2 separate regions of the Mus musculus genome follow, and region 1 is linked to region 2. Evidence: chromatin loops called from intact Hi-C (ENCODE). Cell type or tissue: heart. All regions are shown on one strand. Region 1 overlaps Mon2 (MON2 homolog, regulator of endosome to Golgi trafficking). Region 2 holds the start of Mon2 (MON2 homolog, regulator of endosome to Golgi trafficking).

Region 1 (2,500 bases), 49 kb after region 2:
TTGTACATCCCAGCAAGATCTTTGAAGCAGTATAGAATCACAGTGCGTTACCTTTTGGTTTTCTTCTGATAAATGATTATGAAAACACAGTGTGTCCCCTGCATCTTTACAAGAAATAACGTTAAGTAGTACAGGTAAAGAAAACAAATTATTTCCCCAAACCCACGTATATTCATAGCTAAGCAACTTGTTATAGACTAACAAAGTGTAAGTAAGCAAGGGAGTTTTCTCAGCCAGTTTCTCTTACTGGCAGGCAGCAATTTGCAGTTACAAAGAAAGGAGTAATTATTTTATTATTTATCTTTAAAAGTAGTCTTGTAAAATTCTTGAGTCACAGATCTAAACCTTCATATAAAAATCAGTCATATCTACCTTAAATACTCAGAATGCATATTTATTCATCAGCTTATCTTACTAAATCATATCAGGAAGCTGAGGGCAAACATGGGTACAAGAAATCAATCATCGCCAGTCCAGCCTCAGTGAGAGTCAGGTCACCAGTGCTGCCGTTGTCTCGTCCCCTGACTATAAAAGGTTAAATAATAAGAGTGTGCCTTTCTGAACTTGATATGGTTCCCTAAGATTTTCTACATCAGAGCCAGTAAGTAGCAAAAACATTTCAACCTAGCTTCACTAACAACTGTATTTTTCCAAATGTCTTCTAAAGGCAGTAGTCATTGCTGACAATCTAAGTATCTAAGTTCTTCTCTAGGGTGGTGATTGAACCATTAACTGCCCCAGCAGCAGTGCCTGAGAGAAAGCAAGCATTAGTACTGTGAGTGCCAGAGTCACAGCCCAGTGAGGGGCTGGAGGGCCCTTTCAAGTTTTCATACAATTCTTAGATTAAGAGGGATGTGAAGGCAGCAAGCAGAGCAGAACCCCATAACAGCATGAAGTCCTCAGGACACTGGTCCTCGGGCCGTGCCACACCGAGGCTCATCTCTGTGGCTATGGTACCAGGTGGGCTGCATTTCATGAGTTCTAAAGCCATTTGTCGTTCCTCCTGCCTGACCCTTGGCAATGTGGCAAACAGTTTCCTCAGCAAACTGTCACTCCAGCCATAGTAACACAACTTTGTGTTTTGTAAAACCACCCAAACTTCTTTTCCTAGTATTCTTGCTTTTCATTTAAGACAGTCTTTGAATGCATTCGTGCTGATCTGTGAGCTGTTAATTTTTAAGAATCTATAGAAGTTGCTACAATCTGTTTCTTTTCGACATAGCTGACTTCCAAAAATATTCAGTGCATGAGGACTCTGCTGAACTTGGCCCACTGTCACGGCGCTGTTCTTGGAACATCATGGCAACTTGTTCTGGCAACTCTTCAGGTATGCTGCAGTACTGGATTCTAGGTGTATGACTGCTAACAGTTAAACAATGCCTGCTGCAGTACTGGATTCTAGGTGTATGACTGCTAACAGTTAAACAATGCCTGCTGCAGTACTGGATTCTAGGTGTATGACTGCTAACAGTTAAACAATGCCTGCTGGCCCTTTAGGAAGGCCTAAGAGATAGTATGAGGCAGAGACATGGCAAGAAGTAAGCAAGTGTTAGCAATGCGTCAGGAAGTAATGGACTGCTTACAGTGCCATAAACTCTACTGCTCATGCTATAATTATTTCATATGAATGGTGCTAATTACTTTGCTCCTAATTATTAGGATATTACTGTGTTTAGTTTTCATTGTGAGCTATTACCATTGATTTTAGTTATTAGAATTTTTAAGGTTTTATCTTGTTTTAATTTTAGCATCTTGTGTGGATTCTGGGACTAAAGCCTAGTAGTGGTGGTGCCTTGAAGCCTGGCAGAGCAGTAGAAGGGCCCAGCACAGTAAGTGGCAGCCCCTGTAGTTGGTGGGGGCTTCCTGAAATGTCACGCACACTCCACACTGACGTCCCCCTTCTTCTAGGTTCTGACAACAGCGGTGATGACGGACTTGCCAGTGATCTCCAACATCCTTTCTAGACTGTTTGAAAGCTCACAGTAAGTCCCTGTTGTAAACTGACAGCTACACTGTTTTGAGCTGTATATTTGAGATGAAATTGTCTTTTTCATTTTCATTTTAGGTATCTTGATGACGTATCTTTGCATCATTTAATAAATGCACTTTGTTCCTTATCTCTAGAAGCAATGGATATGGCCTATGGAAATAATAAGGTGTGGTAATCTACATTTCTTTTTAGTTATACAAGGTATATAAGTCACCCTAGTGTTTGATGGTAGGGCTGGGGCTTTGGTTGCAGTGGCCTGTAGGTAGGTGTTTAGCGCTTGTAGCAGGAGTAAAGACGGCACGGTGTAGCTGCTGATTTGTCCATGTGTGTAGTAGGTTTAAAGTTATGTCCCTTCTTTCTTACATGCAACACGGCTTTTATACGGAGCTGTCACAAACTATCTTGACAGTGCTTGCCAGGACCACTTACGATGCAGGAAACACAAGACTGCAGTTAGGACGTGGGCTGTAGATTTTGGTGGTGGGTTTGCCCTCATTGGAGTGGAAAATC
Region 2 (2,500 bases):
CTCAGAGGTTGAGAACATCAGGTAGGTGAGTTACAGCAAAACTGGAAACTTTCTGTCACGCCCCTCAGGGACTATCTGATAGTGATCGCCTTTGAGTCATTGGAAGTTAGGAATCTGATGGCACATTCCAAAAAAAAAAAAAAAAAAAAAAAAAAAAAAAAAAAAAGACAAGGGTGTTAGGTCAAACACAGAGATGACAGTAAGTGGATACCTGGGGGCAAAAGATAACCAAGATAGTTAGATTCTAGACTTGCAACATTCCATCTTCCCATAATCAAGACGTTCCAATCAGTCTCACAGACATAGCTTAACACAGACATAGCTTCCTCCTCTTCCAACTTCAATCCACACAGGCTGGCTTTGCTCATCCGAACAATACGCTGAAATTATTTCTGCTTCCTGCTTATTACAACAGAGAAATGTCTTGGGCAAAAATAGACTCACCTGGAACATCGAAAAAGCTCACGTTAGTTTTTGCCTTACATTTATTTGGCACTTCTGATCTAATGAATTGGTTCCTTATTTGAGCGTCAATTACCTAGTATGTTCTAGGTATACAGTCAGGGAGGTGGGTGGGTGGGGCGGGGAGATAACAAAAACAAAGCAAAATAAAAACATAAAAGGGATCTGTCGGTGGAAGGCGGGGAGGGGGCGGGGAGCAGGAGGAGTCTTGTTAACAGATAAGGAAAATCAGGGACGACTCCGCAGTTAAATAAACCAAAGTCAGTCGATTTGGATAACTCCGCAGGATTGTCGTTTAGGTTCCCCAGGCCGGGGAGGTAGGAGCAAGACGCTGATTTGTGTTTTAAGTCAGGGGGGTGGGGATCAAGGAGGCAGAAGTGACGGACAAGACAAATTCATTTTTTAAAAAAAGCAAATATTTATAGCAGAAGAGAATGGATCACAAACAGACGTAGGGAGACACCTCCGATCATCCCCAGGTTACCAGCCAGCCAAAAAAAACAGGACGCGCCTGCGCAGCTGTGCCGGCCACCTGCGTCGACGGCGGGGGCGGGGTCCGCACTGCCCAGCTGGAGCTCGTTCTGGGCTTCTCGCTCGGCCCCGCCCCTCCAGAGACTCGCCTCCGGATTGGCCCGGGCGGGGGCGGGGCCCGGAGTCCGGAAGTGCGGCTGACGTGTCCGGGCCGCGCTCGGAATTGTGGGCGACTGGGCTAATGGCGTCGGCGGGTCTGGGCACCCGGGGCGGGCATCGCTGAAGCTTGTGGCCAGCTCGGCCGGTGACGCCCGCCGTGGCCAGGCCCCGCGGCAGCGGGAGGGACCTGCCCGTCTGGTGGGCTCCTGAGCCGGCGCCGGTGGAGCCTGGTGGGGCTGCACCGCTGCGGGCAGGTTTCGGCGAGCGGCCGGCGGCGGTGCGGGGCGGCCCGGGGGGAACTCGGGCACGCCTCGGGAGACGCAGCCCGGCTCCGGCCGTGCGCCCGCCCGCCCGCCCGCCCGCCGAGCCCTGGGCCCCGGCTAAGGAAGACTGAGGAGCCGCCGGCTGGCTGCGGGCCGCGCAAGCTGCTGACAGTGCCTGCTTGGTAGTGCTGGTCCCAGATCGGCGGTGACCTGGAGGGACCATGTCCTGCACCAACAGCCCCGAGGCTGTGAAGAAGCTGCTGGAGAATATGCAGAGCGACCTGCGGGCCTTGTCACTAGAATGCAAGAAGAAGTTCCCACCTGTCAAGGAGGTAGGTCCCAGGCGACGTCAGGGGCGGGGGGGGGGAACGTCACGAGCGCTCCCTGGTCCTCGTAGACCGCTTTCCTCGATTCCCCAACACCTATACTAATTTTCATTCCGCCAGTTAAGTTTGGTGATTGCCCAGCAAAGGCTGTTCGTAGAATTCTTTTGAGAGTTCCAAGGAGATTTGATTTCTTCCATTCTCTTGTTATGTTTATTTCGGAGCGAAGTTCCATGAGTGAGCCGGTTTGGTGACACTCGAGTCAGGTATATTGCTCCTAAGAATGAGTATCCACCGCTGTAGCGGAATCCGTTCTCCATACTTAGGTGGGCATAGTGTGTGGGAACATTTCCTTCTTGTCTGTGTTATTCAGCCCACCTAAAAATCTAATCGTCGTGATAAACTAGAGCCCCAAATTACAGCAAATGGTCAAGGCCTACGATAACCATGTTAAGCCCTGCACAAGCAGTATTCTAGTAGGATGCTTTGCAAAACAAATATATCTGAGTATATATAGCCTCTTGGGTGCATAATTTGTTGTTGTTGTTGTTGTTGTTGTTGTTGTTTTTCAGCTGTAGAATAGCTGAAAATTGTGGTACCAGTATAGGAGACCGGGTGTGGTAGCCAAACTTTTAGCTCCAATACTCAGATGCGAGTGGATCTCTGTGAGTTAGAGAGTGGACACCAGGACAACCAGGGTACATAAAGAGACCTTGTTTCCAAAACCGATGGTGGTGATGGTGATGATGACTGGGGCTCACAGGACGAGTATCAGGGAGCTCAATGTATGCTAATAAAATTTTCCAGATATTGAATTGAAAA

The links. A loop is a pair of places that touch in the nucleus more often than their neighbours do. Peaks named below come from ENCODE experiments on the same cell type or tissue, not always from the same donor. Only the 100,000 strongest peaks of a DNase experiment are listed, where the experiment ranks them.
Region 1: a loop joins it to region 2, with 1.9 times the contacts of the local background. A loop is called at or near these places in 2 of 42 quality-filtered maps.

The regions. Positions count from the first base shown.
Region 1 is chr10:123,025,736-123,028,235 of GRCm38, reverse strand. It overlaps Mon2 (MON2 homolog, regulator of endosome to Golgi trafficking), which reads left to right. Exons shown (of 36, transcript NM_001163024.1): 16 at 1,223-1,327; 17 at 1,749-1,829; 18 at 1,909-1,982; 19 at 2,066-2,156. Among named protein-coding and RNA genes, the nearest start is that of Mirlet7i, 41 kb to the right of the region's middle. In heart, no CTCF peak of the experiment used is centred here; a DNase peak (open chromatin) is centred at 1,295.
Region 2 is chr10:123,075,039-123,077,538 of GRCm38, reverse strand. It overlaps Mon2 (MON2 homolog, regulator of endosome to Golgi trafficking), which reads left to right and starts at 1,034. Exons shown (of 36, transcript NM_001163024.1): 1 at 1,034-1,687. The coding sequence starts at 1,577. In heart, no CTCF peak of the experiment used is centred here; DNase peaks (open chromatin) are centred at 1,068 and 1,628; H3K4me3 peaks cover 2,228 bases; H3K27ac peaks cover 1,446 bases.